Linked DNA regions of Homo sapiens: region 1 is linked to region 2. The links are chromatin loops, found by intact Hi-C in ENCODE. Cell type or tissue: endothelial cell of umbilical vein. All regions are shown on one strand. Each heading gives the region's core, and the rest is flanking DNA. Links, peaks and the distances in the headings are about the cores only. Region 1 has its middle 71 kb from the start of LINC02543. Region 2 has its middle 120 kb from the start of LINC02543.

The links. A loop is a pair of places that touch in the nucleus more often than their neighbours do. Peaks named below come from ENCODE experiments on the same cell type or tissue, not always from the same donor. Only the 100,000 strongest peaks of a DNase experiment are listed, where the experiment ranks them.
Region 1: a loop joins it to region 2, with 2.5 times the contacts of the local background. A loop is called at or near these places in 3 of 110 quality-filtered maps.

The regions. Positions count from the first base shown.
Region 1 is chr6:15,915,367-15,931,750 of GRCh38, reverse strand. No RefSeq gene overlaps it. Among named protein-coding and RNA genes, the nearest start is that of LINC02543, 71 kb to the left of the region's middle. In endothelial cell of umbilical vein, for the core only: no CTCF peak of the experiment used is centred there; a DNase peak (open chromatin) is centred at 9,130; H3K27ac peaks cover 1,914 bases.
Region 2 is chr6:15,862,160-15,878,543 of GRCh38, reverse strand. No RefSeq gene overlaps it. Among named protein-coding and RNA genes, the nearest start is that of LINC02543, 120 kb to the left of the region's middle. In endothelial cell of umbilical vein, for the core only: no CTCF peak of the experiment used is centred there; a DNase peak (open chromatin) is centred at 7,973; H3K27ac peaks cover 1,267 bases.

The DNA of each region.
Region 1 (16,384 bases), core at 5,014-13,013, 53 kb before region 2:
CCTGAAACTTCATTAGTAATTTTAATTTCACCCCGGTCCTGTGGTCCTGTGATCTCGCCCTGCCTCCATTTACCTTGTGATATCTTATTACCTTGTGAAGCATGTGATCTCTGTGATCCACACCCTATTCGTACACTCCCTCCCCTTTTGAAAATCACTAATAAAAACTTGCTGGTTTTATGGCTCAGGGGGCATCATGGAACCTGCTGATGTGTGATGTCTCCCCCAGACACCCAGCTTTAAAATTTCTCTCTTTTGTACTCTTTCCCTTTATTTCTCAGACCAGCCGACACTTAAGGAAAATAGATAAGAACCTATGTGAAATATCGGGGGTGAATTTCGCCCAGTAATGTAGAGGCTATATGGAGGCACTGTGTAGGCAGTCCCAGCTGAGCTCAGCTTCTATGGGTTGAACTGCGTCTCCGCAGAAATGTTAAAGACCTAATCCCCAGTATCTGTGAATGTGACCTTATTCGGAAACAGGGTTTTGCAGATGATCAGGTGAGGATAAGGTCATTAGGGTGGGCCCTAATCCAAAATGATGGGTGTCCTTATGAAAAAAGAGGATGTGGGCACAGAGACAACACACACACAGAGAAAGAACATCGTGTGGAAATGAAGGCAGAGATCAGGGTGACTCCTCCATAAGCCAAGGAATGCCAAACGTTGCCAGCCAATGACCAGGAGATAGAAAAGAGGCATGAAACAGACTGTTCCTTCCTGACCTCAGAAGAAATCAACTTTGCCAACACTTTCATCTTAGACTTCCAGCTTCCAGAACTGTGGACAATAAATTTCTGTTGTTTTAAGCCATCCAGTTTGTGGTACTTCATTATGAAAGCCTTAGGAAACTAACTCACCGTCCTAGGAGTGATTCCTGCCCAGATTCCAGTGCAAATGAAGATGTTATCTCAGAAGAGCATGCTGCAGAACCCAGACATTTGAGTCCCCTGCAGCCATTCAGGTCTTCCCAGCTGAAGCCACAGACATCTTACGGTGGAGGCAAGCCATGGCTACTGTGCCCTGATTGAATTTCTCACCCACAGAATCCATAAACTTAATAAAACGGTGGTTGTTTGAGGCCACTAAGTGTAGGGTTGTTTGTTACTCAGCAATGGTTAACTGGAACACTACTTGAAACTCTGATCTCTGACCAATCTAAATTACGTCCTCTTCCTTCCTTATCTGCAAAGGGGGATGGCCTAATAAATTATTTAAACTAAATGTCCATGGTAATGGCATCATAGAACCTGAGAATTAGAAGGAAACTCGATACTCCCATTTAAGCAAAAACAAATTACCCACAGTCCCAGCTTCATTCAAATCAAACAGCTTTCATTTTTCCCTTTCAATCCTTGTGCATACATAATTTGCACATAGTTTATTCAAGATTCATGCAACATAGTTAAAATCAGAGTAGACGTAATTTTGGAGTCTGCTTTTTCCACTTGCAATTTATCACAGCATTTCAATATTGCTATATAGTCTTTATATTACTTTAATTGCAAAAATTTTTAGAAGTGATTGTACTTCAATTTACTCAATCATTGTCTTTTTGAACAACATAGAAGTTTTGATGTGAATCTTCTTTAACTGCAATATTTTAATTATTGTTCTAAATTAGGGGTCAGTAAACTATGAGCCTGTGAGCCAAACTACCCACCCTATTTTTCTACTGCCTGTGAGCTAGTAAGTTTCTTAAGTTTTAAATGATCAAAAAGATTTAAAATAATATTTTAACACACTAAAAAATTATGTGAAATCCCTAATCCAGTATTTATAAAGTTTTGTTGGAACACAGCCATGCCCATTTAGTTACATAATGTCTGTGGTTGCTTTCACAATACAATGGCAGAGTTAAGTGGTTGCAACAGAAACAATGACCCACAGAGACTAATATAATTACAGTCTGGCCCTTTACAGAAAACATTTGTCAACTCCTATCCTTAATTTACATCAAACCACCTGCCTCAGAGATTCCAACCTGTCGTTGGCTTCCTTCATGATTTTGGACTTGCCAACCCCCACAATCACATAAGCCAATTCCTTCAAATCAGTCTCTTTGTATATATGATCTCCTGGTTCTGTTTCTCTGGAGAACCCTGACCAACACAGCATCTAACATGCTTTTGTAGAATTAATAAAGCTGTACTGAAGGAGAAAGATCCTGAATGTTCAGGAGTGCTGCTGGGCCGTGAGGGATTGCCTTAGATGGGCCTAGCACACTATACACATGGAAAGAGCCTGAGCTTGGTGTCTGATTCGGTTTGATCACAAGGAAGAGAAATCCACTCAGACTAGGCAGAGTTGAAGACTTATTGGAAGGATACAGAGATGCTCCCAGAATCCAAGGGCAGGAAGCAAAGCAGGGTCTCACAGGACTCAGACATCACCAGGTGGCTTCTCTTTCATCTCTCTGATTCTGAGACTACAGAGTCCCTCTCTCTTTCCACATATCCCTTGCTCTCTCCAATGGAAGGCCAAGTTTTTCTGCTCACCCACAGACCCCCATGGCCTCAGGACTCTGTGGCATCACCACTGCCTTGACCTTCATTGTCTAACTGACTCCATTTCTCAGTCTTCCAATTATAAACTCCCAGGACAGAGATCTGATTGCCAGGAGCCTGCCATATACCCCTGGTCCACAGCTATAGGCAGCCAAGGGTCGTGTGGCACAAACATGACACCTTCCCCACCACCGCTAATTAAGTAGAGGATAAGAGTGTCCATTTCACAAAAAGAGTGCTCCAAAATATGTCTACCGCAGACCTGATACCACCCTATCTTAGTATGCTAAGGCTGCTATAGCAAATACCACAGTTGGGGTGGCTTAAACATAAATTTCTTTCTCACCATTCTGGAGGCTGGAAGTCCAAGATCAAAGTGCCGGAAGGGTCACATTCTCCTGAGGCCTCTCTTCTTGGCTTGCAGAGAGCCACCTTCTTGCTGTGTCCTCACACAGCCTTTCTTCTATGTGTGCGCATCCCTGGGGTCTCTTTCTCTCCTTGTAAGGACACTGGACTTACTGGATTAGGGCCCCACCCTAATGGCCTCATTTAATCTTCATTACCTCTTTAAAAGCCTTCCCTCCAAATACAGCCACACATCAAGTACTGGGGGTCGGGGCTTCAATACATGAATTCTGGGGGGCACCTATGATGGTGAGTTTGATGTGCCACTTGGGCTAGGCTGCAGTAGGTCGTTATTCAGGCACCTTTGATAGCACACCCCTTCGGCCAGGGGATCCTCAGTAATTTACTTTTTTAAAAAGTGGGGACAATATTGCCTCATACAATTTGTGTACAGACTGGAAAAGGGGATGAGTATAGAACATAAATGATAGCCATTATGATCATTATTATTTCTCCCAAACAGGCAGGCAGGGCACCCACTTCCTGTGCTTCTGAACCACTCTTGCTTTGTGTCGGATGGCTTTGCTCTTGCCCTCTTCTGTCCTGGGTTAATCGTGGCGTATTCACACCTTACATGGGATAAGTAGGGTATTTTAACCATCAATTCTATTATCCAGTTATGTTAATGGTCCGTGAAATAACATGTGAAGAGCCCATTAAACATTGTGAAAGAGTCTCCATTTCATAAAAATGAGGGAATAATAAGAGAGGCCAATGTAATTCACTGCTGAGCAGGGGAGAGGTTGACTTTCATCTTCAGATGCCCTTCTAAGAGAAACAACTTTCATAACTTAGAACTCAGCATTTCAAAAGAATTTGGGGAATGGCTGACCCTTCTAGGCATTCACCAACAGGATGTTTCTGACCAAGAAATAATTAAAAGTGTATGGAAAGAAACACAGGAAAGACATTTAATAGCTTGTAGTTGAGATGAATTTTGATCTAAAATGTTAATTTTTTTCTTTCAACACTCTATCCTACCCTCTGAGTCCTACTTAATTGCCCAACTACAGTCTGTCAGTCTTGTGTATAACCTGCTTAGAAAAGGCTGAAAGGTAATTGCATAAACAACTTCCACCTAGATCCTCCTCCTGTTCTGAGCCTAATACCAGCCCTGCCCCCAAGCTCTCAGGAACCTCAGGAACAATGGACTCTAATCCATGCCTACGCATGAATCTCTGAAGGCCATCTCTTCATTTCTTCAGACTGTTTTGTCATAGGTTTATAGATTTCCTGGAATACTTTCCACACTTGGCTTCTGAGACATCACACTCTCCTGGATTTCCTTGTATTTCCTGGGCCAATACTTCTCAGGTACCTTTGCTGGTTTCTCCACACCTCCCCGATCCTTATCACTGGAGACCTCAGGAGCAGGGTTTGGACTTCTTTTCTGTTTCTACAACCATGCCTTACATCCAGTCTCACGGCTGTAAATGCCATTTATAAGCTGACGTCTTCCAGATCTAGCTCTTGCCTGGACTCTAGACTCATATGTCAGCTGCCCACTGAAGTGCCTAACAGGCATCTGAAATGTTAACTTTCTCAAAATCAAACTCCTGATCTTCCCCCAAAACCTGCCGCATCTACACTGTTTCCCATCTTAACATCAACTGCATCCTTGCAGTTTCTCAAGCCAAGAGTTCTTCATTCATTTTTCTTTTCATTCTTATCTCCCAGTCCGACAGCAAATCCTGTCAACTCTACCTTCAACATATACCTTGAGTCTTGCCACTGTTTACCACCTTCACTGCTGGGATCTTGATCCAAGCTACCATCATTTCTCATCTTGACTATTTTTTTATTTAATAGAGATGGGTCATGTCATGCTGTGCAGGCTTGGGTGCAGCAGCTATTCACAGATGTGATCATAATGCACTATAGCCTCGAACTCCTGGGCTTGAGTGGCCCTCCCACCTCAGCCTTCATCTTGAGTATTGCTCTGCCTTTGTTCCATCTTAGACTATTCTTTACCCAGTAGTCAGAGAGATCCTTTAGATCATAATCAGACCATGTTGCTCCTCTACTCAACTCATCAATGGCAGCCATTTCCCATAGAGCAAAAGCCAGGATCTGTCCAGTGACCTCCGGGCCCTGAAGGATTGGGCCTCCCTGCCATCCATTCTCTCACTTCATCTCCTCTCCCCTCCTTCACTCGCTCTAGTCACACTCACCTTTTTGCTGTTCCTCCACCCATGCCAGGCATGCCCCTCTCTCATATGTTTACTGTTTCACCAGCCTGGAAGACATTTTCCCCAGGCAGCCACATGGCTGGTTTCCTTACTTCCTTTTAAGGCCTGGATGAAATGTTACCTTCTCTGTGTGGCATTCTCTGGCCATGCTATTTAAAATGACAGCCAACTTCCCAATCTGTACCAGTACTTCCTGTCCCCCTTCCCTGCTGCGTTTTCTCTGTGGCCTTGATCATCATTCGACACACTAGATGTTTTCTTGCATGTTCTATCTCTGTCTCAACACTGGAACCCCAGGAGGGCAGGGCTTTGTCTATTTTGCTCACTTCTGTATCTCTAGCCCCAAAAACAATTTAATCTGTTGTACGAATATACAAATGATTGTTCCTGCTGGAAAATTTTCAAACCACCTCACATTACAGCTGAGAAAACTGAGGCAAAGCCAATGACAGTTTGCCAAATATCACATAATTTGTTAATGGCAGAGTTGAGAGTAGAGCCCAGTTTTCCTGACTCAGAGTCTAGCCTTCCATCAAGTAAAACATCCTCTATCTTCTGTCCAAATGGATTTTACAATTTTGTGGAACACAAATCATGGTTTCAAATTTCTCTCTAATCATGATACCCAGCACAGTTCAAAGTAATTATAGATGATGTTTAAAAATATTAATTTCAGGGTCACTGAACCAGTGACAAATCCAAATAGTTAAGAGCATTATGGAAGAACTTGTGTTTCCTTAACTTTTATTTTAAGTTCAGGGGTACATGCGCAGATTGATTATATAGGTAAATTGCATGTTGGGGGAGTTTGGTATACAGATTAGTTCATCAACCCAGGTAATAAGCATAGTACCTGATAGATAGTTTTTTGATCCTCACCCTCCTCCTACCTTCCACCCTCAAGTAAGCCCTGGTGTCTATTGTTCCCTTCTTTGTGACACGTGTACTCAATATTTAACTCCCACTTATAAATGAAAACATGCAGTATTTGGTTTTCTGTTCCTGCGTAAGCTTGCTTTGGATAATGGCCCCCAGCTGCATCTATGTTACTGCAGAGGACATGATCTCATTCTTTTCTATGGCTACATAGTATCCCATGGTGTATATGTACCACATTTTCTTTATCTAGTCTACCATTGATGGGCATTTAGGTTGATTCCATGTCTTTGCTGTTGTGAATAGTACTGCAATGAACATACACAGAATGCGTATTTAGGGTAGGATGATTTATATTCCTTTGGGTATACTCAGTAATGGGATTGCTGGGTCAAATGATAGTTCTGTTTTAAGTTCCTTGAGAAATCACCAAACTTCTTTCCACAATGGCTAAACTAATTTACATTCCCACCAGCAGTGGATAAGCTTTCCTAAAGGGACTTTTTCCCACTGAGTTTTAGAGTACAAGCCACTGATTCCTGAGCCACTTTCTAACAGAGGAGATGATAGTAATACCAATGATAGCCACCATGAGAGTGCCCACCAAATGCCAGGTCCTTTGTGTATACTACTGCATTTAATTTTTACAACAACCTCTAAGGAAGATATTATTGTTATTCCCATTTTACAGATAAATAAATTGAGGCACAGTGAGGTTAAGTAACATGTCCAACTCCACATAATGAAAAGCAGAGATGGGGTTTGAGGTCATATTTGTCTGACTTGAAGTCCATGTTCTGAACCACTGCCCTGTACTGCTTCCCATCCATATGTCCAAATGGACAAAAATTTTCAAAGGCCACTCAGCAAGGAGTACTTGATTCTGAGTTTTCTATGACAGCCTAAATCCTGTTATTTCATTCTAGGTGCAGAGCACATGGGAAACTACCATTGCCCACTGGGAGGTAGCCCTTCTGGTAATCCCTGTGCCATCTGGAAAATACTGACTGCAAAGCAAAACCTCTCACCACTAGCTTAAGCAATTAAATATTAGGAAGTCCACATGAAATAGAGAGAAGAGCACAGAACTCTTCACTATTCATGGGGGAGTCATAGACCCAGGATGGGAGAGGATTGGTGGGAAGTGAATGAACTACCATTCGTTAAGGTGTCAACAGTTGTGCTAGTCACTTAACAGGTATTATTTTGTTTATTCCTTATAACAACCTTTCAAAGTGGCTATCACTGCAGTATTCTCTTTCTACAGATGAGAAAACAGAGGTTGACAGATATATCTTGGCCGGGCGCAGTGGCTCACGCCTGTAATCCTAGCACTTTGGGAGGCCTAGGCGGGCAGATCACCTGAGGTCAGAAGTTTAAGACCAGCCTGGTCAACATGGTGAAACCCTGTATCTACTAAAAATAAAAAAATTAGCTGGGCATGGTGGCGCACGCCCATAATCCCAGCTACTCGGGAGGCTGAGGCAGGAGAATCGCTTGAACCTGGGAGGCGGAGGCTGGAATGAGCTGAGATGGCACCACTGTGCTCCAGCTTGGGTGACAGAGCAAGACTCCGTCTCAAAAAAAAAAAAAAAAAAAAAAAAAAAAAGAAAGATATGTCTTGAACAAGGTCATCCAGCTGTCGGAAGAGGAAGGCTTTGAACACAGATAAATATGATTTCAAAGCCAGCAGACATTCCCTCATCTCTGCTGAGCAAGCCAACTTTCTGAGCCTCAGTTTCCTTGTATGACAGGAGAAGGTTGTATCAGAGGTTCTCAAAGCTTTAACATTCTATTGCTCCAGTTTTCACCTAGCAGGCACAAAGACCTTTAAAGGCCTTTAGGTTGATGGAAAAATGAAAGTCATTGCCATTTCCTAACAGGGAAGACAGGCATGACAATAAGTAATTGGTTTAGTCTAATTGTGATGTATACACTGATGAAAGCCTGTATAAAACACAAAAGGATGGAGTGATTCGTACTCTCTTGGTGGGCAACACAAACCCTGCCAGACCTTTCAGTTCACAGAACAAGTGAAGTCACACAAACAGAGAGCCCAGCTGCCATCTTTGTTCAATTGCCAAGCCAGTGGCAACCATTCCCATCCTGCCTGTTATGGTGCCTCCTCCTTTCTCCCAGCTGCCAAGGAGCAGATGTCTACAGAAATGGGTCATGGGATTGGGACATTTGGAAGGTGAGAAGAAGGAGGAATAAGAACATATTATAAAGTACCATTAATGATGCTCAAGTGCAGTGAACTTCAGGCAGGTTGCTAGTGAAGGGAAGATGGCCAGGGCAGGACCCAGGGGTACAGAAAGCATATTGGCAAGAGAGCACTAATGGGCAACTGTACACACTTCCATGCAAGCCTTGAGATGGTTGGGTGTCAGAGTCAGGGAGCTTGGTGAAGCGAAGAAGGGGAGATGGGAAAATTAACAAAGCAAAATAAGATAGCAACCACGATGCTAAACTTGTAGCAAAACATGCCTTTATGAAGATCCTAGTGGACTGTGCTAAGTCGAGGTGATGTCTAAAAGAATCAATGCTGAGCGTCTGTGGGACTATGGGCCTCTTTTACAACTGGGGATGAAAATGTTGGCAAACACACCCTTTTCTCATACCCTTTGGAATGCTTACAGAATAGTGGTGCCAACAGTTGGGTCTGTGTTGGAAGTTCAGTCGACATTTGTACAGTGGAAGAATGACAATGAAGCATCAGTTCCACAGGCTTATCTATCCAGAGGGCCATTTGTGTTCTTATCTTGGAATAGACAGCGGTGTTTGGAATTCTGTTGGTTTCCAGGACATTGCCCAGTGAGGCGTAAAGAAAGGGAAGAATTTTATTCCTGAAAGGTGTGTCCCTGGTACATGTTTTCAGAGAAGGACCCTCTGAGTCTCTCCTTCCCATGGTATGGGCAGAAAGCTGGTGTGAGGAACACATGCATACAGCGGATAGAGACAAAAATCTGTTCAATTTTAAAAAAAGATTTGATTGTGTGACTCACATTTAAGTTCACTCCACCACATTCCGGGCAACTTCTGTGTATCTTGGTATCAGCAGGAAGCAGAAACACTTAAATGATGCAAAAAATACCTTAAGGATTAAAGAAGAAAGCCTGAGCCAGCAGGGCAGAGGAACTGATGGAAGCCAGATGACCAGAACACACAAGGAAGGGGCCCCCGCTGGCCTGCAGCCCTGCATTCTCCCAGGGAGACCTGGTACAGCTTTATATCTGTGGCTGGCAGGCCCTTCCAAGTGGTCTGGCCTCTGAGCTTGAGTTCAAGAATGAAACCTTTCTTCTCAAGAAGGCCCAAATGGCATCTCCTTTAAAGCTGGAACAACCCAGGAATATGTCAACAACTCTTTTTCAATCTACAACCCCAGGTCACAAATGCCCAACCTTCCATCTTGGTGATACTGACATGTACCCATTGAGAAAGTCAAGATTCATCATTAGTCTACCTTGGGTCAGCCCATTTCATAACAGAACTATATGTGTTTGCTAGGGCTTCCATAGCCACGTATCGCATACTGAGTGGCTTAAATCAGAAATTTATTCTCTCACAGTTCTGGAGGCTGGAAGTCTGAGCTCTAGGTGTCGTCAGGACTTTGTCCCCTCTGAAGGTGCCAGAACAGGACTGAGTTTGTTCTAGACCTCTCCCAGCTTTGAGCATTTCCTCTGCGTGTGTCAGCATTACTCCAATCTTCACGTGGTGCTCCCATTTCTATGTGTTTGTGTTCAAATTTCCCTTTTCTATTTAGGGCCCACCCTACTCCTCCAGTAGGACCTCATCTTAACTTAACCAATTACATCTGCAACAACCCTTTTTCCAAATAAGATCACAGTCTGCAGTATTGGGGGTTAGTCAGCTTTGGTTGAAAATCCAATATACGAGTTTGATGTGGGGTGGGGTGGATAAATTTAACTCATAACAAAAACATTGAATTTATTTCCTGGTTTGAGAAATTATTTAAAATTCATAAGATAAACCCACCATAACAAAAAAATTGGGGTTCTGTTTAAAAAGAGAATAAATGTGGCACAAGGTCTTAGTAATAAGAAAGATACAGGGAAAGTCACAGACCCTAGGGTATCAGTAAAAGAACAACTCAGTCCCTCCTCCTTCCACCCCTGGGTAAAGGTAACAAACATCATCAGTGTCTTTAACAGAAAGGGAGGGTTAAACTTCACATTTTGAAATACGGGCTAAGTGTAAGAGTCAGCAAACTGTGGCCTGTGGGTCAAATCTAGCCCTCCATCTGTTTTTGTAAATAAAGTTTTATTGAAACACTGCCTCACCCATTTGTTTACATATTGTCTGTGGCTGCTTTTGCATAATAGCAGCAGAGCTGAGTTGTTGCAATAGAGACCATGTGACCCACAAAGCCTAAAACATTTACTATCCAGTCCTTTACAGAAAAACTTCACCAACATCTGGACTAGTACAAGGCAATGCTTAGAAAAACAACAGTCCTAGAGAAAAGGGAAATTCTAAGGCGGTAACACAGCATGGCTATTAGGGAGCATCTGAGGCCTGGGGACTGGCAGGAAAGGTTGGATAGAGCTCATGAGGATTGTACTGCCTTCCTCAAACAGGCAGAGGAGCAAGCTCTTCAAAGGCTAATTCTTGGGGAACAAATATTCCAGGTCAGCAGACACTGGGTTCCTCTCTTTCCAGTCATGGAAGGTGTAGCAATAGTCTATTTTCCCCAAGGCAAGGCAATTCTCTGCTAGTTACAAAATCCTTTTGCTTGGGGGATCTAATGTCTAATAAAACAACTTCACCTAATCAGGATTTGGAAAGAGGAGTCTGGCCCTTTTGGCCCTGTGTCTTCCTGAAAGTTCTGAGTCCCACCACGCACTTCAGGGCAATGGTTCTGAGCCCACTGCAGTGGTTCATGGGGGCTGCTCTCAGAGGCGCTTTCCCCAGTCCTTTGGGAGACAAGAAAATAAAGTGGGGCTTTCATCACATTATTTTATTCCATTCACAACGCTATCCTTTATTCTGAACCATGCCCTCCACCTTCGGAGTTCGAGCATGGCACATCTCCTGTGAAATGGTGGTGAAAGTAGTTGATCACCGATTATTTATTTTCTCTTATCCTCATTGGATGAAATTAAAAAGTGGCCAGCCCAACTTACTTTTTGTTTTTCCTTCTGAAAATGTATAAGCCCTAAATATTCAAACATCTGGGAAGCATGACTCTGGGCAGGGCCTATGGGCCCAGCTTTCCCTGTGTGGGGCACCAGCCTGTGGAGAATGGATGCCTCAGGTGACTTTTCTCCAGCAAATACGCTGCTCCAGAATGGCTGGAAATTCCCTTTCCCTTCTGTGTGGTCTCCCCCTTTGCCTGTAAGTCACAGACACCCAACTGGAGTTAGCTGACACAAAAAAAGGAAAATGGCTCACATAATCAAACTGCTGAAGAGACAGGGGCAGAGTGGGCTCCGGGCCCCCATGAACCCGGCTCTCCAGGCCCCCAGGACCTCCATGTCCATGTCCTGTCTCCTGTTCTTTCTCTCCTCCATCATCATTTTCTCCTGAAGGAGAGGCATGGCTGTTAGCAGCCCCCGGCTTCCTCCCTGCAGCTCCCTGAAGGGAGAGAAAAAATGGTGGGTTCTAGTCCGCTTTGGTTGAAAAATCCCAGGGAGAGGCGTTGGTTGGCCTGGCTTGAATTACATAGCTGTTCCTGAACCAAAGGACCATTATGACCCAGACAGTCGGATGCCCCTCACTCCCCCAGGGTCTTTATGTCTCCTCAGTGAGGCTTCTCTGCCCACCCACTTAAATTGTACCCCTCAACCCCCAAGAAATCGCTGTCTCTCCTTATCCTACTCTATTTTTTTCCATAGCATTTATTGTCTTCTGACATACTAATTTGCTAAGATTTCTGTCTAGCTCCTCCCACTATAATGTAAGCTCCAGAAGGCAAGGATTATTGTCTATTTTGCTTATTAATATACCCTAGTGTTGGCCGGGCGCGGTGGCTCAAGCCCGTAATCTAAACACTTTCGGAGGGTGAGGTGGGTGGATCACTTGAGGTCAGAAGTTTGAGACGAGCCTGATCAACATGGTGAAACACCATCTCTACTAAAAATATAAAAATTAGCCGGTGTGGTGGCATGTGCCTGTAATCCCAGCAATTCAGGAGGCTGAGACATGAGCACAAGAATCACTGAACCTGGAAGGCAGAGGTTACGGTGAACTGAGATCACACCACTGTATTCCAGCCTGGGAAACAGAGCGAGACTCGGTCTGAAAACAAAACAAAACAAAAAATAAAAAAAAATATATATATATAGTGTAAATATATATATACACATTCCCTAGTGCCTGGTGCACAGCAGCTTCATAAATATTTGTGGTGGAATAAAGAAATGAACAGTCTTGATGGTCAGTCTCCTCGCACTAGAATGTAATCCTCCCATTAGAGCAGGGATTTTGATTTTTTTTTCTTTTTGTTCAGACAGGGTCTCACTCTGTCACTCAGGCTGGAGTGCAGTGGTGCAATCACGGCTCACTGTAGCCTCAACCTCCCAGGCTCAAGCAATCCTCCCACCTCAGCCTCCTGAGTAGCTGGGACTACAGGTGCAGACCACCATGCCTGGCTAATTTGTTGTACTTTTTGTAGAGATGGGGTTTTGCCATGTTGCCCAGGCTGGTCTCAAACTCCTGGGCTCAAGCTATCCTCCCACCTTGGTCTCCCAAAGTGCTAGGATTACAGATGTGAGCCACCACGCTGGCCAGGATTTTGATTTTTGTTTGTTTGTTTTTTTCCCTAGACAACAGATACATCCTAGTGCCTAGAATAGTGCCGCACCCAGCACCCAGAGGACTGTCAATGAATATTTGTTGACTTTGATGAATGAATGATTCCCTGTGGCTGTGGAGATGGCCCAATCAAAGCATTTTATCTCCATGGCTACAGTAACTCATTGATTCCCTTCCCAGAAGTGGAGCTCTGCTGTGGCTAATAAATATCCACTACATTTTCCTAACTTGGAGTGAACGTGGGCCCGAATGTAAAGCTCCAATACGTATAAGGTTAGAGCTTGGCACAAAGCAAGAAAACACAGCTGCCCATATGAACCACAGTAAAGTGAGGATGAGTACAATTGAGCTAGAGTTGACAGGCATACCTGACAGAAAACACCAGGCTTTAAAGCCAAACTCTGATCTTATGGGTACTTCTTTTAGCTTGCCGGGATCCTCCTGCACTTTTCTTAACCTTGCATTTCTAGAAAAATGCGGGTTTCAATTGATGAGCAAATATTAAGTGGTATATTTCTCTGGGTATGCACTAGCCTTCATACTTTCTGTCATAGACATTACAATTTTCTTCAATTTTTAAAAATGTCCATATGCAAACCTTCTATTAAACCAAACCTTTGATCTCCCCATACTCTGAATGCCTCCATATGACGTGTTACCATGGAGATGTTCACATATACCTCATTTAATTGTGTAAACAGCATACAGCTCTGTCCATCTTAATCTCATCAATACACAGTTTCATTTTTCCCCTTTTCTGCTGTAAGTTTTGATCTTGCTTTAGGTGAATTTAGAACACCATGCTTAAGGGCTCAGGTGTTTCAAGTAAACAAAGAAATTAAATTTCTCTTGATGAATTTACTAGCCTCCTCCTGTCCAATATTCAATTAATTCAGATGTAGAAGAAACCCTTTAACACGCTGGAATGTGAATTCATAAGGAGATCAGAGTTTCAATTTCAATGTAATTATCTGAAACTTAAGAATGGCTTATTAGAGTTAAGATGACAAAAAATTAACATTTTTAAAGTAAGAGGTATTCCCTGGGGACAGAATCACAAGAATATTAGATGGCTTCCATAGCAGCTCTTAAACATAACCAGACAACTCAAACTGTTTAGTGTTCTAATTTATCTTTGAGTAAGGCTGCAAGATAAAATATAATATTGGGGACATATCCTACTAAAAATTTATTTGCAGTTTATCTGAAATTTAAATTTAAGTGGGCATCTCGTATTTTTATTTGCAAAACCTGGCAACTCTATTTTATGAGGCATGATTGACCACCAAATACTTCATAAGCCATTCAACATTTTCCTAATTACCAGGAAACACTAAGGAGTCTCTGTTAGGAGAAAAAAGGAGAGATGCCACCCAGAAACCAATGGGTCTGCCGAGGCTTGAAAAGGCCCGGCTCAGATCTTGGGTGCTGGTTCCTCAGCACAATACAGGACCCCTAAAACTTGGCATAGCAACTGAAGACCCTATATATCCAGTTTCATGCAGCGTGGAGTGGGGAAAATAGTTGCAACCTCAAACCTGGTGGTCTTAAGGCCTAGTGGCTAAGTGGTCTTTTAATGACACGGAACTTTTTTCTGATGCATATTGTCCCTCTCTTCTAATGTTGGTTATATGAACATGAGACAGGGAAATACTGGGCAGAAGTGGGCGATTCTCCAGCAAAGCCCCCACCCTCAAGCCTGAATACCCACAGCCCCAAATGAGGACAGGCATTCCTGCTTTTGTGCCCAAACCTGCCTTTTGGCCCACCATTCCCCCTATCCTGTATCTATATAAAGCCCAGACCCCAGAAGAAGAGAAGGAGACAAGCAAATGAACAGAAGAGCAGAACAGTGCAGCAGAGAGAAGAAAAGACATGTCTGAAGGCCAAGAGGAGTTTAGCTGTGGATGATTGGAGAGGAAATCAGCTGCTGGATGGCCAAATTTCAGGGGAAGATCATCTTTCCACTCCATCCCCCTTCCAGCTCCCGATCCATCCCACTGAGAGCCACTTCCACCACTCAATAAAACCCCTGCATTCATCCTTCAAGTCCTTGTGTGACCCAATTCTTCTGGGATGCTGAACAAGAGCTTGGGATACAGAAAGCTGTCACACTGGCCCTGTGCCCTTGCAAAAAGGCAGAGGGATCACTGAGCTGCTTAACACTTAAGCTGTCTGTGGACAGCAAGGCTAAAAGAGCGCACTGTAACACACTTCCATCTGGACTTTGGGAGTCACAGGCTCCCACTCCTGGATGCTGCCATGGGGCTGGAGCCCAGCACCCCAGCTCCTGCACCTGCCCATCTGTATGCTCCTCCTCCCATAAGGGGTTTGAGCAGGGGCGGCAATAGAACAGATGAGCCACACCCCTGCCACATGTCCTGTGAGGGAAGTCAGGGAACTCTCCTATTTTATCGGCAAGATAAATCATGCACAATTCTCTTAGGCTCCTGCTTCTCTTTGGCTTTGGAGTCAAGGGTTCAGAGTTGTAGCACTTACTCTGTAACTAACTTAGCGGGTGGGCTTAGATAAGTTTCTGAAACTTTTTGGCTCTAGTTGAGCCTCCCTTTCCAGTCTTTATCTATAAAATGGAAATAACACTGGCCCTATCAAACTTGGGTTGCTATTGTTCTCAAATGAGATTGTATATGAAGTAAGGTGGTACAACTGTTATACAGTATGTGCAAACATTACATGAACACAAGATGGTATTGTTGTTTATTGCCTGCTGTGATTTCCATGATTTCCATGGGTTGTTCAGTCCTGTGTGTAACAAGAAAGATCAAGGGGATCAGGGCAGGGGCAAGCTGTTTTTCAGAACAGAAAAGCCTCTTGTGTTAAACATTCAAATCTTTCTAACAGGAGCCTGGGGCCTACAGGTCTTAGGCCTGGTAAGGGAGAGCACAATATCACAGAAGCAACAACCCGTGACCATCTCAAAGGGCTGTCAGAGTTCGCTCTACAACAACCCTTTAAGATGGCCATGGGACTGACAGCTGCCATCCTCCCTGGAAACGCTATGAAGTCACCGAATTGCACTGAACACGGGACATGTAGAAGTAATTACAGCCACTGGAAAGAAACCAGGTCACTTTTCAAACCACTGATCAAATCAGTGGTTCCCATTTTGAGGCCAGGAAACAGTATATTATGGAAGACAAAAAAGGGAAAATTATCTTGGTCCACAGCACTTAAAACAGGAGGAGGGGGCAAGAAAGAGACATATTCTTGCTTCAAAGTTTTTATAAGATAAATGTTCCGTCTGCACAAAGAACCTGAAGGGAGGCCAGGAAAGATAAGGTGTTCCCACCTAATACTTGAATGCAGAGGTCTCTGTGACCTTCCTTTATCATTTGAGGGTAGGGTGCTGGTTAGGGTGCTGGCTGAGTTCCAAACTCTGATAAGAGGTTTAAGGAACAGCTCCATCAGCCCTTCAGAACTTACCCAGCCCTGTGCGTCCATGTCATCCGCCTTCAGTGTGGCCTCCCTGTTCTTCTTTCTTTCTTTATTCATCTTTACTCATAATGGTAAGCTGGAGAAAGTATGGATTTATATAGTCGCACTCATTGTGTGAAATCTTATGCTTCTTATTCTTCACTTAAAACTAAGAAATAACATTTATATCTCCCCTTA
Region 2 (16,384 bases), core at 4,861-12,860:
GGCGCATGTCTGTAGTTTCAGCTACTGTGGGGGCTGAGGTGGGAGGATCACTTGAGCCTGGGAGGTGGAAGTTGCAGTGAGCCGAGATTGTGCCACTGCACTCCAACCTGGGTGACGGAGTGAGACCCGCTCTCAAAAAACAAAACAAAACAAAAAAACACTTTTTAAAAAATAGTTCCTATAACAAGACCTGAAACCCTTCAGTGATTTGGGATGGGAGCGTGAATGCTAGGAATGGGAAAAGGATGGATCTAGTTGAAAATAAACATGAAACAAGGCTCTCAGAGATGACTTCTCTTAAGTCCATATTGGAACCCCCAGAACACTTTCTCTCCACTCCTTTCCTGATGACTGACCCTCTTGAGAGCTCTCTCCTTGTCTATTCTCCTTCCTGGACAACGATCAGCTTGGCCTGGCTTTATTAGCACTTATAGTGAATTCTTCATCTGAAAACTACCAATGAACTACCAACCCTGTCTGCCATAATAAGCCAACAGCCCTGTCTTGGTTATAGACAGCTAATATCATCTGCACTTAAAGTCTCTGCTCCAGGAGATAGCCTCAGTCTTCTCCATATCCTATGATGAGAGATGGATGAGAGCCCTTTAAAATAAATGTATCTACACATGCAAAGGGCTGTTAAAATTAGTTTTAAGCCATGGGAAGAAATTACAGAGGAATATATATTCAATGAGACTGCAAGCTTAAATTACTGATAGACAGACAGAATGGAGGAGAATGCCAGATGAAACTCTCTGATTTATTGGTAATAATAATCTGACTCTATGTCAGATAGAGTATAGGAATTACTATCAATAATGAGCACTTATTTATATATCTCATATAGGGAGAGATCAGGAGAACTGTTCCAAAGATGTACATGAAAGTATAATATGCCAGGAGCAGATAAGTATAATTTTATTGATTAGTCAACTGGGTTAGGACCTCACTTGTGGAAGAATGATGTGCACAACCAAGTTTTAATTGTGCTTATGTCACTGGGCAACTCTAGAGATGCCTCCTCTTTCTCTTTTCCTGTGATTTCTCCCATCTCCTCCACCTCTTAGAATCCTACTTGCCCTTCAAAGCTTAGCTCACTTCTCCTCCCTGATGTGAACACTTCCTTAACTACAGTAGGCTGTATATTAGCTTCCTCTTCTGATCCCCAGCTGCAGTTATTTTCTGAACAAACCATTGGCACTTTTCTCTTTTCTTTTCTTTCTTTTTTTTTTTTTAATTATACTTTAAGTTCTAGGGTACATGTGCACAACGTGCAGGTTAGTTACATAGGTATACATGTGCCACGTTGGTTTGCTGCACCCATTAACTCATCATTTACATTAGGTATTTCTCCTAATGCTATCCCTCCCCTAGACCCCCACCCCACGACAGGCCCTGGTGTGTGATGTTCACCGCCCTGTGTCCAAGTGTTCTCATTGTTCAATTCCTACCTATGAGTGAGATCATGAGGTGTTTGGTTTTCTGTCCTTGTGATAGTTTGCTCAGAATGATGGTTTCCAGCTGCATCCATGTCCCTGCAAAGGACATGAACTCATCCTTTTTTATGGCTGCACAATATTTCACGGTGTATATGAACCACTGGCACTTTTCATATACTACCTTACATATGTATATATCTTGTCTCCTCAATTTGAGGTAAGAACCTCGAGAAGAAGGACCCATTTTAGCAACATCTTATGAATAGCACCTTACACATTTATTTATTGAACCTACTGCATGAATGACAATAGAGGTGCAAAGGTGAACAGTATACCTGCCCTGTCTTTGAAGAGCTAGGGCCATTGACAAGTAGCCTCTGGTGAGTTAGTCAGTTGAAGATTCAAGAAATGACTCAGGAACAGAGTACCAAGCAAACATTTGGCCAGAGAGAATAAGAAAGGAGAAGAGAAAAAGCTGGCAATTATGAGTCAGGGTAGACTTGATTGCTAAAACAAACAATGTAACGTAACATAAAAAAGTTCCCGGTCAAGTCACATTTCAGTGTGGTCGATGTAGAGCTCTGCTCATGCAATCATTCAGGGATCCAGGCATCTGTCAACTTGTGACTGTATGTCAGAGTTCTCTACATTTATGAGATGTATAAAGAAAGACTGAGAGAGCATAGCAGACACACCTAGCCCTCCAAGTAACACACCTTGCCTCCCTGAGATGTGTCACGTTGATAGGAATCAGTTCTGTAGTCTCACATAGATGCCACAGGATGGGAAATATGTCTAATTGTGTGCCTCCAAAAGGAAAACTCAGGTATTGGTAGTTTCTGCCATAGTAGATAAGGTTGAACAAAAATTAAAAGATGAAAAAGACTATGATAAGAAACAGAGCCTCAAACTCCAGATTTTCCCTCTCCTTTTCTTCAAAGAGATGGACACCAGTATAATGGTCCCCCGTTTGAAGAAAGACCTGCATGAAGTGTATGGGGTTGGGCACAGCAGAGGAGAATAATCTTTTCTCTGTGACTAATTAGCCATATGAAGAAATGAAACAATCAATGAGGAAAGTATTTTTTTTAATTTTAGGTTCAGGGTTTCATGTGCAGGTCTATTACACAGGTCTATTGTGTAATGGTGAGGTTTGGGCTTCTAGTGAACTCATCACCCAAATAGTGAACATAGTGCCTGATAAGTAATTTTTTGACCCTTGCCCCCCATCTTTCTTCCCTGCTTTGGAGTCCCCAGTGTCTATTGCTTCCATCTTTGTGTCCATGGGTACTTATTATTTAGCTTCCACTTATAAGAGAAAACATGCAGTATTGGATTTTCTGTTTCTGAGTTATTTCACTTAGGATAATGTCCTCCAGTTCCATCCATGTTGCTAAAAAGGACATTATTTCATTCTTTTTATGACTACATAGTATTCCATTGTGTATATGTACCATATATACATACATATTTTTTGAGACTGAGTTTCGCTCTTGTTGCCCAGGCTGGAGTGCAATGGTGCAATCTTGGCTCACTGTAACCTCTACCTCCCAGGTTCAAGTGATCCTCTTGCCTTAGCCTCCCAAGTAGCTGGGATAACAGGTGCCCGTCACCATGCCCAGCTAATTTTCGTATTTTTAGTAGAGATGGGGTTTCACCATGTTGGCCAGGCTGGTCTCGAACTCCTGACCTCAGGTGATCCACCCTCCTCGGCCTCCTAAAATGCTGGAATTATAGGCGTGAGCCACCACACTGGGCCACCGTATTTTCTTTATCCAATCAATCATTGATGGACACTTAGGTTGATTCCGTGACTTTGCTATTGTGAATAGTGTTGTTATAAACACTGAATGCAGGTGTCTTTTTGATAAAATGATTTTTTTTTCCTTTGTGTAGATACACAGTAGTAGGATTGCTGGGTCGAATGGCAGTCCTATGTTTAGTTCTTTGAGAAATCTCCATACTGTTTTCCGTAGAGGCTGAACTAATTTACATTCCTACCAACAGTATATAAGCATTCTCTTTTCTCTGCATCCTCTCTAACACATATTATTTGTTGACTTTTTAATAATAACCATTCTGACTGGTATGAGATGGTATCTCTTTGTGGTTTTAATGTGCGTTGCTCTGATGACTAGTGATGTGGAGCATTTTTTCATATGTTTGTTGGCCATGTGTGTGTCTTCTTTTGAGAAGTTTCTGTTTATATCCTTTGCCCACTTTTTCATAGGATTCTTTGCTATTTTCTTGTTGATTTGTCTAAGTTTCTTAAAGATTTTGGATATTAGCTCTCGTCGGATGCATAGTTTGCAAATATTTTCTCCCATTCTGTAGGTTAACTGTTTACTCTGTTGATTGTGCAGAAGCTCTTTAGTGTAATGAGGAAAGGATTTGAACCAGGTAAATATTAATCTCGGTGAACTACTATGTGAAAGCAACTGGGTACTTTTCCTCTGTGTCCTCAAAGGACATGGCCAGTGATGGGGACTTCCCTAGTCAGTGTGTAGCAGAGAGCTTCTGTGGGCCCTGAGGAAAATACCTGTTTAACTATCTTGCTTTAGGGTTTCTAACTGTTCTATGAACACCCTGATAATGAGCTGACAAGCTATAAGGCCAGGAGCATTTGAGGCCACATGGGGAGAACAAAGACAGGAATATCCCATTCAGCTGAGAATCACAGTCACTCAAGAGGTCAAGCAAACTCAATTTCAAAGAGCACTGGCGGGGGATCCTACCAGTTGTAGGGGTCAGCAAGGAGGTGAAATTGGGAAGAGGCAAAATACTATAAGACCCTACAGAGTTATTAATTGGAAGGAACGACTCAGTACTGCTGGCTGTCTTGTTTAACCCTTTCTAGCCTTGTATTTTTCAAAAGCTCTCGTAAGTCCCAGTAGCTTGGTCAGCCTAAAGGAAGCCAGCAAAGTAGAAGAAAATTTTAGATGCTTCCCACCTAACTGTTTGCACACCTTGCTGCCTCCCAAGCTTTCTCCCCTCCCTCCCAGGTGACATGTTCCCTTGCTGGCTACCAGCTGCTCACCAAGAACCACTCCATTTCCCCCACCTCTACACAGTGAACTGGAATTCTGTAACTCAGTCTAGCTTGTGAATAACTGAAGGCTGCATTAACTGTTAATGCACGAACCTTCAGAATATTTGCATTTTAAAAGAGGATCTTATAAAGACAAGTGAATCAACCATTAATGGTAGGCTTTGAGGGTTAGAGGTGGGAAGCTATTTTTATTTTGCCTATTTTATCATCAGGGTGGCCTTATACCAGCGGTCTAACATTTCTTTGAAATAATTGATCTAGTAACTGTTTGATCTAGTTAAAGGCTTAGATTTTCTTCATATCATAAATCTGGATTTAAATCAATCATGGGATTATGTGTTGAATTTTTTCAGAGCAGACTGCCACATGTTAATTCCCTTACAATTTCAGTTTAGAATAGCAGAGCCACAGGGTTTCTTTTTTTCCATGTCTCTCTTTGACATAGTTTTGACCTATGAAGTGAACAGTTTCTTTCTAAAACACCACGACTCAAGAGGTAAAGGCAGGTCAAATATGTAATCCAATGGGTATGTTTGGGGAAAATCACCTATAAAGTGAAGAGCTTTTTGATGGGCTTTTTGATGGGCTGTTTCTCATTGTGCTGGTTTCAGCATTATTGCTGTTTTAAGCTTGTGACTTAAAATGACTTCATTTTGTTCAGTTTCTTTTTTTTTTTTTTTTTTTTTTTTGAGTCGGGAACTGGGGAAGGCCTTGGTGGGATGGCCCATCTCTGCTCCAGGTGCATCAGCTGGCGGAGCTGGGCTGGGCTGGAGGATCCACTCCAAGACCATTTACTCTCATGGCTGGCAAATCCCTGCTGGCTATCGGCTGGGACCCCAGCTGTGGCTGTCTCCCAGAGGCCATGATTCCTCTCCGTGTTGGCCTCTCCATGGCTCCCTGGGCTTCCTCACAGCACAATGGCTGGGTTTCAAGAGTGAGTGTGCCCAGAGGCCAAGGTGGAAGCCAATGGCTTCTTCTGACTTCGACGTGGAAGCCATGAAGTGTCACTTGCTCTGCATTTGATTGGTCCAGCAAGTCGCTAAGCCCAGCCCAGAATCAAGAAGAGGGGAGTTAGATTCTACTGCTCAAAGGAAACAGTAGCAAAGCATCTGTGGCCATCTTTAATCTACCACAGACATTCTCAGATAAGAACTGTTACCAAAAGAGCCACAAAATATTGCTTACTGTGTTAAGACCTCCACAAAGGAAGCTGTCTTCTGAAGTTATAGTTCATTCTTCTCTGAAAATACAACCTTTCATTCACTGGCCACTGCTGACTTAATAAATGGCCTCATGTGTTACAGACTGCTTAGTCTTCAGGTTTGAGGGCTTTCTGGATGCTCCTTGGGGCCTAGGTTCCTGCAGCTGGAGTGGACTGTTTATTCGTTTTCCCTACAGTCCATCTCAGAGGTGACAGATGAGGTTTAACATTTTTAACCCTTGTGAGTAGTTTTGGCTTTAAAAGAAAAGAACAGGAAAAATTCCCTAAACATATTTATTAAACAAATGCTTACTAAATTCCTATTATATGCAGAGCACTGTACCGTGTTCTGGAATGTGGAGGGAGGGAGTGGGGGAGATGAGTAAGTCACATTTGCTGTCCTCAAAGTCACTTGTTGTGTAATGGGGAGACAGATGTGTTCATAAATAACAGAAAGTAGTTAAAGAACGCGAGCCTTGAGGAGGCCGAGTGTGGGTTGAGAAAGGAAACAGTTGACTGTGAGTTTCCGAATCTTAGTGCCAGTGTTTGTGTTTAGCAGAGGGAGGTCGCATTCCCGTAGTATGGAAGGTGGTCCCCATCAGGAGAAAGTAGAGGTTAGGAACACGAGACCTAAAGTCAAGCGATGTGGCAAAGAGAACAGTAGCGTGGCATAGAAATTAAAGCTCCAGACCTACCTAAGTCTCAATCCTGGCTCTGCTAACTGTGTGACCTTGGGCAAGTTACTTAATCTCTCTGTTCCTCTGTATCATTACTTGTAAGATAGGGATAATGACCATATCTAACACATGGAATGGTAAAGAGAATTATTGAGTTGAGATTTATAAAGCCCTTAGAATAGTGCCTGGCACACTATACTAAACTCTCAATAAATGGTATCTATTATCTTATTGTGATCTGGGTCTGGAATTGGACATTAACTTAATGTGTTATTGAGACACAATATTTTCACTCATCAACAATTGTAGGCAGCTCATTCTTTACCTAACAAAAACATGTACTGTGGATGAGGAGTCAACTCCATCTTCTTGTCACTGCAAATATAGGAGCAGTATTGGACTTGTTGTAGACACTCATTGGTGGTGTAGACAGCAGTTTTGTTGCATGAATGATGGTTTATGCTGTTCTATTTCCTTGGGCAAAGGCCTTGATGTTGGGTAGAATTTGAATATCAATTATTAAATGTCACTTATCCAGTGTGTGTGGCATGTCTGACACGGTTCCAGGCATACGCTCTGAGTGATATGGCTGTGACACACCTCGTGATACAGCTGTGAGCAAAAGAGACAAAGTCCTTGCTTGTCGGCTCCTGGAGTTTACCTTCTGGTGGTGAGAGAAAGATGTGGGGTATGCCAGATGGGGACACAGCATGCACAGAGCAGAGAGAGGAACAAGCAAGATGTGCGTGTCCAGGGAACACAGGGAGGCAAAACAGATCAGAGCAGGTGGCCCGTATGGTGCAGCACAGGAGATAGGAGCAGAAGGTCATTTTCATTCCCAGAGAGGAGGTCAAACAGAATGGCCCATGCCAGAATTTTTCACCCCCTAGAGCTCCATACAAATGGGTTGTATCTAATGCATGGGTAATTGATATTCAGGCTCCAGTTAAGACCAAAAAAGTGAGGTCAGGCATAGACTGCAGCAAAAGTCTAGGTTTCATGTAACTTTCTGATTTCAAGGGTTGTCAAGCATTAAAACCAAGCCAGAGCATGCAGTAAATTTTTCTTCCCTGGAAATGTTTAAGAATAAAAGAGCATCAAATTTTAGGAATGCGTTAGGAAGAAACTAATGTTCAAGAAAAAATAATCCTTGAAGAAGTTCAATCTCTTCCAAGACTCTCACGCTATAATCTGTGGAATGCCAGGTGTTCATTAGAAAGTTTTCTGGATATGGAGGGACTTACAATTCTGAATATAATGACTGTAGTTTCTTTCCATGGACTCAGATATCTGACAGGCAGGCAGAGGGCTAGATGATTGTGCAAGATTGGTTACAAAACCAGCTCTTACCAACTCTCAGATTCTGGGATACCATCAGCTGATAAAGGAGAACAATAAAAATAGCCCACAGAAGAAATTTCCCAAATCATGCACTAAAGACACACATTTTGAAAATTAACTGATGCTCCCAAATTGGAGAACTGAACACATGCTCATGCTTGCCCCAAAATAGAAATAAGTTGGATTACAGTGAAAACTGGAAAGTCTTTAGAAAACAGAGCAGAAAGTAGGAAAGGATCGGAAAATAACAGGAAGAGTGAGTAATCCCAACTTCACACTGTGAAAAACCAGAGGCTGTCTGCATCCAGGTCTGCTGCTTAGATCACTTAGATCACAACAGAGCTCTTCTCCACTGAAAGGTCTGCAAATTCTCATGGGTATTTAGAAGCTCTTCCAAAGCTGCTTGATAAGTACAATACTCTTTTAAATTTTTCCATGAATACTAATTTGGGGGCCAGGCGTAGTGGTTCATGCCTTGTAATCCCAGCACTTTTGGAGGCTGAAGCGGGAAGATTACTGGAGCCCAGCAGTTTGAGAACAGCCTGGGCAACATGGTGAAACCTAGGCTCTACAAAAAATTTAAAAATTAGCTGGGCATGGTGGTGCGTGCCTATAGTCCCTGGTACTTGGGAGGCTGCAATGGGAGGATTACATAAGCCCAGGAGGTCGAGACTACAGTGAGCTGTGATTGCACCACTGCACTCGAGCCTGGGCAACAGAATGAGACTCTGTCTCAAAAACAAAATTAATCTGGGGCTTCATGTGTAGCCTCCTAATTCTTCTGACATTGTGAACCAGAGTGGGAGTAATTTTTAAAAGTTTGCCTTGGAGGTTTCTCAATCCAACTTATGCCCAAATCAAGGGTAGGATTTGATATTGCACATGGAAGTTAGAACCACAGTCCTTCAATATGTAGGCAAAACAGGCTGGTTTTTCAATTCCTTTTCCAAAACCAAAGAAAATTAACCAACTACTTCTTTGACCTTCTGTTATTCAAAAGCAGCTTTCATCCTCCTTGGAGGCCCTGTATTCTAACAGTCAAGTCAAGCTTTTAGATCATATTCTGACATTCCAAATGGCAGAATTTTTATTGAAATTTTATGTTCAGCTGCTTGGAAAATGTTATCCAAACCTTTGAATTTTTCTGTCAAATCAATCCATTTTAATTTAAAAGCTATTTATTGTACACATAGCAGATATAGTTCTTCAGAATCTGTGGGAGATTGCTTCCAGGACCCCTGCAGATACCAAATTTGAGGATGCTCAAGTCCCTTATATAAAATGGTGTAATATTTGCCTATAACCTAGTCACTTATATAAAGTCCCTTATATAAAATGGCGTTATATTTGCATATAGCCTAGGCACATCCCCCATATAATTTAAATTATCTGTGGATTACTTATAATATGTAATACAAAGTAAATGTTATGTAAATAATTGTTATACTGCATTGTTTAGAGAATAATGACAAGAAAAACAGTCTGTGAGGTACAGGTGCAACCATTCAATTCTTTTTTTTAAGAATATTTTTGATCTGTGGTTGGTTGAATCCACAGATGTGGAATCTGTGGACACAGAGGACCAACTATATATAGAACCTTGGATACTATGGTCTATTCTAGCCTTCAAGAAGCTTGTGGCCTCACTGAGCAGCTAAGACATGTGCACATGAAATGTAAAATGCCAATTAAAGGTAGCCCATGATTGAGAATGCCCTGGGTACATATCCATGGGTATGATAGGCATTCTAAGGAGCAAGAGATCATGCTAGGTTCATGTGGTTCTAGCAGGTGAAACTGGAATTGGGTCTTAAAGTATGAGTAGGAGTTGGTCAGGTAGAGAGGGCAGGAGAAAGCTCTCCTGGCAGGAACATAGGCTCAGAGATGACGATATCAGATGGAAGTATCAAACTAGCCATTTATTCCTTTTGAAAATTTCTGTGGTCACCCCACATAACAGTCTTCATGGTCACCCTCAACAAATTTAAAGGATACTTAAAAGCCTGGAAATTCTATTTATCTGGAATATTACATTGGGCTCATGCTATTTTCTGCTCCATGCCATTTTGTACCCTCCCAGGAAGAGCCCCGCATATTCTACCATGATCACTTGAAAACACCTTGAACATAAGAAGCCAGAATTATTGGCATTAAATCAATAACCGAGTTTTGCTTTGTGAACCAAGACATTATTTTTGCCAGATGAAAGGAGAGAAAGAGACAGCAAGGCCAACAGACAATTTATAAAAATCTCATGGGATGACTTGTGTTTCCTTGGGGAAGAGTTAAAACAAATTAGATTGTGGCTGGTTCTATTTGTGTCAGAACCAAACATGCTGATTTCACAAAGCTTGTAGACCTTTGGATGCTTTGTGTAGAACTGTATTTTAGTTTTCATGCATTTGCAGTGTTTCCCCAAGCTACTCATCTGAGCATGTAGAAGACATGGAGCTGCATTCAAAAAATGGAAACCACAGTTATCCCACACACATGTATGTCCATTAGAGAATAGAAACATGAACCATAAAGGACGACTCCAGGACAGCAAGAAAATCAAAGGGGTATTTTTCATGTGGCTACCATCTGAGCTATCTCCTGTGCTTCTGTTTTTATATCTCCACCATTGATGTTTATAGTACTTTGAGTTTACTACATTTTTACATACCTTATTTCATTTGATCCTCATCATAACTATAGAAGGTAGATATTATTAGCCCCCATTTTATAGCTATGAAGAAACTGAAGCTCAGAGAGTTTATAAATTATTCAGAGAGCGGCCTTTTAAAGTACATTTGAGAAATCTTTTTTTGTGATCATGATGATGATAGCATTAGAGATTTTAAAATATTGCTGTGTGTCTGAGGAATAAAAGACTGCATATGGGTACAGTGTACACTGCTCAGGTGACATGTGCACCAAAATCTCACAAATTACCACTAAAGAACTTATCCAGGTAATCAAAACCACCTGTTTCCCAAAAACTATTGAAATTAAAATAAATAAATCAATAAAATATTGCTATATGTAATAATAGTATATAATAAGACCCTTGACTGGCAGTAATACTGCATATAACCATATTGCCATATTCATTATAATATGAGAAAGAAAGCAGAAATTTAAAATAGGAAAACTCACATCTGGTATCACACTGATGGATTTAAAAGCGTTGCCAATAGTATTGATGTGGCTGACATAACAAGATAGAAAAGATGGCAAATTCTGAAGTGAACGACCAACCATTTTCAAGTTAAATAAAAGAGAGTTGTCCTAAATGTTCTCAAAATACCCACAATTTGGCTATGATACAAGGAGTACAGAAACATTTGTGTTTATGGTCAACCTGTGGATTATGTGTCTCAAAAATACGTAGACACTTTGTAATATGTTGATTTTTATTTTAATGGATAGGCTTGTATTTTGATACACCCTATGTGTATACATACAGATTATGAAAAAGTTACCAATTACAATTCCACAATTGTATACAGGGCCCAGGCAAATTTAGTTTCAGAGGCAGTTAGTACGCAGAACAGCCATTTCTAAGATACTCTTTTCATCCTAATATTACATGTAAACATTTTTGAATGTCTCCTGTTTTTATTTTAACTTGGCTCAGTTAACATCACATACCTGAACTTATGATAAAATCACTGAGGCCAGAAATCCTTCTTTCTTACTGTCCTCTACCCTCAACAAGATACTCCCTGAATGTCCCTTTAATCTACTGTTTTCAGGAGGGGCTGGTGGACTTGAGATTCTAATAGAGCCTGAGCATCTTCCCTAATCTAGTCATTAATCATTAATTGCTTTAATAGTTTAAAATTTATGCAAAGACAGTTCATCCATAATTATGCATGTATTATACCTTTGGGCATATGAAATGTGAAACAATTTTCTATAATTTCTAAGGGCAAGGTAACAGACAATTTTCCAATCATTTTTCCAGAGGTTACCAACAGGATAGATTTTCTTTCTTCAAGGAAATAGTTTCCAAAATATTCTCCCCAGAGTTCTAAGGGTTCCTAGGAGGTGCCCCTGGAGCCTCAGAGGGTGTTGGGGGTGGTAAGAGCAGACACTATGCTTAATCCTGCAACTTTCCTCATACAGAGCAGCAAAATTGTTTTGAATGTTGATATTCTTAATAAAATTTGGCTTACAGCCATCAACAGCAAAAAACTGAAAACTATTGCTTTAAGGTTACTGTATAAATGGTCTCGAGATATCTAGTAAGGTCTACTGAAACTCTCTGAAGCCAGGTCAAAGCAAGTTTAAATCACTTCAACTTTTTTCTTTTAACCAAAAAACTACTATTTTAGGAGGACTATGAGAACATTCAAAAACTAAAAAGCAATAGGATTTTACATTAGTTGGGCATGATTTTAATAAGGAACTCACTTTTTTTTTTTTTCCTTTGAGAAGGAGTCTCACTCTGTCACCAGGCTGGAGTGCAGTGGCGCAATCTCAGTTCACTGCAAACTCTGCCTCCTGGGTTCAAGCGATTCTCCTGCCTCAGCCTCCCGAGTAGCTGGGACTACAGGTGCATGCCACCAGCCCGGCTAATTTTTGTATTTTTAGTAGAGACGGGGTTTCACCATATGGGCCAGGCTGGTCTCGAACTCCTGACCTCGTGATCTGCCCGCCTTGGCCTCCCAAAGTGCTGGGATTATAGGCATGAGCCACTCCGCCCGGCCAGGAGCTCACGTTCAAAACCATGTGTTCGGCTACCTGAGCTCCACAACTGCTCCTTCTTTGGCCTCCGGTGAAAGTACAGGAACCCCAAAAATGGTTTATTCCCTCTCTTTTGATGCTTCAAACAACTCTGGGATCTGCCTCCCATTTGCCATGTTGAACCTGTTGGTTTGGTCTTGCCTGACCTCAGTAGTAGATTGCTGGCTTCTCTCTGGCTGCCTGTGCTGGTCATGCTATTGCACACTGTCCTTGGATTCCCTAGCTGCTCTCATCCAACACTCTACATCTACATCCCAACCTCTCCTCAAAACCAGCCTCAATTCTCAAAATCTTATCCTATAGGAGGTCATCAAGAAAAGAGCTCAGTTGGTTTACTAACACAAAATAGAAGCACCTTTCAACTCTGCATTTTAATCTGAATGTAAATTATAGAATCATGGAAAAACAGGTCTTTGAAGGGACATGAAGGAGCCGGTGATCCAATCCCATGACTATTCTTACCCTGGCCCAAAATCTTAGCTCTATTTAAAAATGAGTTCTAGAGAAGAATTCACTGCTTTCCTAAGATTCAATAATTATTCTTATACCCTGTGGTAGGAAATTCATCAAATTAGTTTGTATTTTAAAATTAGCTTTTCAGGTAGAGAACAAACCTTTTTTCACATCCTCAAAGACTCATTAAGATTATATGTAAGAAAAAAACTGAATCAACTAAAAAATAAAATTATAGGCCAGTTTTAAGCCTCAGTTGGCTCCTCTGTGGAATGGAGAAAATAACCTTACTCCCTTGTAGGGTTGTTCTGGAGTCTTAAGTGGGTCCCTGCCATGTAAAGAGATTGGCACAGCCTGATGTATAGGAAGCAGTTAAGAAAATGTACCTTGTTCTGAATGGTTGTTGGCTGTTGGTTAATAGGACCAGGCCTTTGAGTTTTCTGCTCACCCAGTATGACAACAGACATCAAATCACTTTATCCAGATTGCTGAATAACTGCTGGCTAGCAATGTGGTGAATCGTTTCCAGTTAGGATCTAACCCAGCATCTTTCATTTATACCCAGGACTCTATTTCCTACCACCATTCCTAAAGCCACTAGCTCTTGTTTCTTTACAAAGAAACAAGCCAAAAAGAATTCACAAATGTCTTTCTATTTCTCCATCCCCTCTCCATCCCATGAGATCCCAAACAAAATATATCACATGAATGTGACATGGAAACTTTATTCTCCAGGAACAATTTTGGTTAAATTTTGACATTGTGTGTTCCTTCCTAGAGCAAGACAAAGTCTCTTTATTTACTTAGCACTTCCTTAGAAATGTTACCAAGCCTTGTTTGGCTATGATGCCTGATCAAAGGCTCTCCTTATTGTTACTTAATCTATTTCATTTAACTTTGATATACAAGAAACTCTTTAGGTGTTTTTATTAAATACTTTTTATGAAAATGTCTAGAGTCTGTTATTGTAATTTAGCAACCAAAGAAGACATTTATCCTTATAAAATGAAGTACGTCACCCATTCACCATTAATACCTAAGCTTTTACTCCATGGCTTTAAAAAAAATTAAAACGTGGGAAGGAACTTGGCAGATAGATATGAGTCAGTGTGATGAAGTGGAAAGAATAAGGCATTTGTAGTTAGAAGACTTGGTTTCCAATCCCAGCTCTGTTATACATTAGCTGTGACCTTGGGCATATAAATCCTCTGACTTTTCTGAGTTTTTCTCTATTCATGAAATGAACATGACAATTTTTGCTTTTCCCTTCTTCACGGGGTTGATGTGAGGCTCAAGCATATGTAAGAGAACTCTAGTCCATTCAAACTTGCTCTCTCAGCCCTCCTCTGACTTCAGCTCTTCCTGATTTCTCCAGCTGGTTCTGCACTGACCGCCCTCATATTCCACAGCACTGCTCACCCACGTGTGTGCCACTTGTCTCAGGAGAGAAATACTTTGGCCTTTCATGGAGTTAGCACTTGTTCTTGTTCTTACTCATTGTTGATTCCAGACAAGTAAGTCTAAGAGACCTCACAGGGCTTAATAAGATCTGAAAATAGAAAAGGCTTCCAAACAGAATTATCTTCTAAACGTAACTCACGTATGAAGAACCCTCATGTTCACACTGTGTCCTGCTATCATTCAGGTCACTCTGTTATTCAACAGAACATCACTGCAAAAGTCATTTCATAGAATGTTGCACACACACACAGACACACACACACACACACACACACACACAATTTTCTTCATCCTAATGGCAACTATTAATGGTTGAATAATGAATTCCTGTTAAAATTCTTGACCATTTCTTGCACAAGATAACCTCTGGTAAAACCAAATTTTAGTAACATGAAGAGTCAGAAATTATTTGGGGAATCTGAGCTATGCAATGTATATAAAAATACAGATTTATATATCCATATATATGACATATAAGTATGTATGTATATATGTATATGTATGTGTGTATATATATCAACACGTAGCTATATAGATATCTAGATATATCTATTTCTATCTATCTATGTATGCATACACACATACAATTAAGTTGATTATATTAAATGATTATGCAACTCCCCATTACTTTATGGCTTACAGGCCCAATCTAAGTCATTATTTTTATTGGGGCCTATCACCTTCTTTAAAAATTTGGTATGAATTTTAATGTCTATAAAGTTGAAAAGATCCACACTCATGAGATACGCTATTTTCTGACAAATTAGGTGTAGCCTTATTATAATCAATGGAAAACATATTTGGCTGTTTTTCTGCTCCCAATCAAAGGCAGTCACACTGCTGCCTAAGCAACTGCATTTTTCCACGTGCTCATCTCATGATTGACTCCCATGGTGGTTTTTCGTATTTAATTTTAAAAATGCATTCTAAAGTTCAGAACCTAGCTTGACGGTACAGTAACATGTAGCTCTAAGTACTCCTGGGGAACAGAAAGTGCCTCCAAAGATGTAGAGCTGGAACCTACACACAGAAGTGTGAGGGATCCAGCAATTCCTAAGAAAGATGAGGACCCAGATCTGAGCCCCCAACTCTACCACTCCCTCCCCTCTGGCATCACCATCTGGATGAAACTGGGCTAAGGGAAACGTCAGGGAGAGTCTAAAATGGGCTGCATGTGGAGTGGTGTCACATTCCCATGGTAATAGAAAGTCAGGGAGGGGCCTTATAAGATACTATTTTTGATTCCCAGATCTTTTTAGCACTGATAGTCAAAGCCATCTCCATGTCTCCCTCCACCTCCCTTATAGCCCTCCCAAAGTGGAGGGGCCCTTTTAACTGTTGCCAAAGGTTAGCTATCTGATCAATTCTCCATAAGCTGTCTGAAAACTGAAACATCAACCCATTCTTCCTTCTAACTCACCCCTAGCCACCAACCTGACTTGGTAGATTTTTCTTTTTTGGGTGGGGCAGGGGCATTGACAACATACATGGCAGACCCTGTTCATTTATGCTAATGGTAACAAAGTTAATTGTTTAGTAAGCAATTGGTTAAACATATAGATTGGCTGCACAATTTTGCCCAAGCAGAACATCGTTACTGTCTTTCCATCATCCATATAGACCGGCGTTCTACAAACCTCTGTATTTATACATCAGTACAAAAGCCAAATTCCTTTGATATAGGAAGTAATGGGACTGCCAGGCCTTTCCCCCTTCCTACTTCTCACCACTTTTAGATGCTTTATATCATTATAAATGAGCCAGTTATCAATGTATTGCCTCTCAGATCCAATGTCACCCTTCATACCTACTCTGCCATAATCCACTGGACTCAAAGCATTTCTCCCTTAGAGTGAAAGTGATAGAAGCTTTGTCAGTAGAGGGTACTGCAGAGACATTCCAGGAAGAAGGAGGCTTCTCTTCCTGGCTCTAGTTGCCACATTTTGCTTTTCTTATCCCTACCACAGTCTGTCAATGGGGCATGGGTGCAGAGATACCTGGTGGTGTTCTGCCCCAGCCACACATTTGCAGT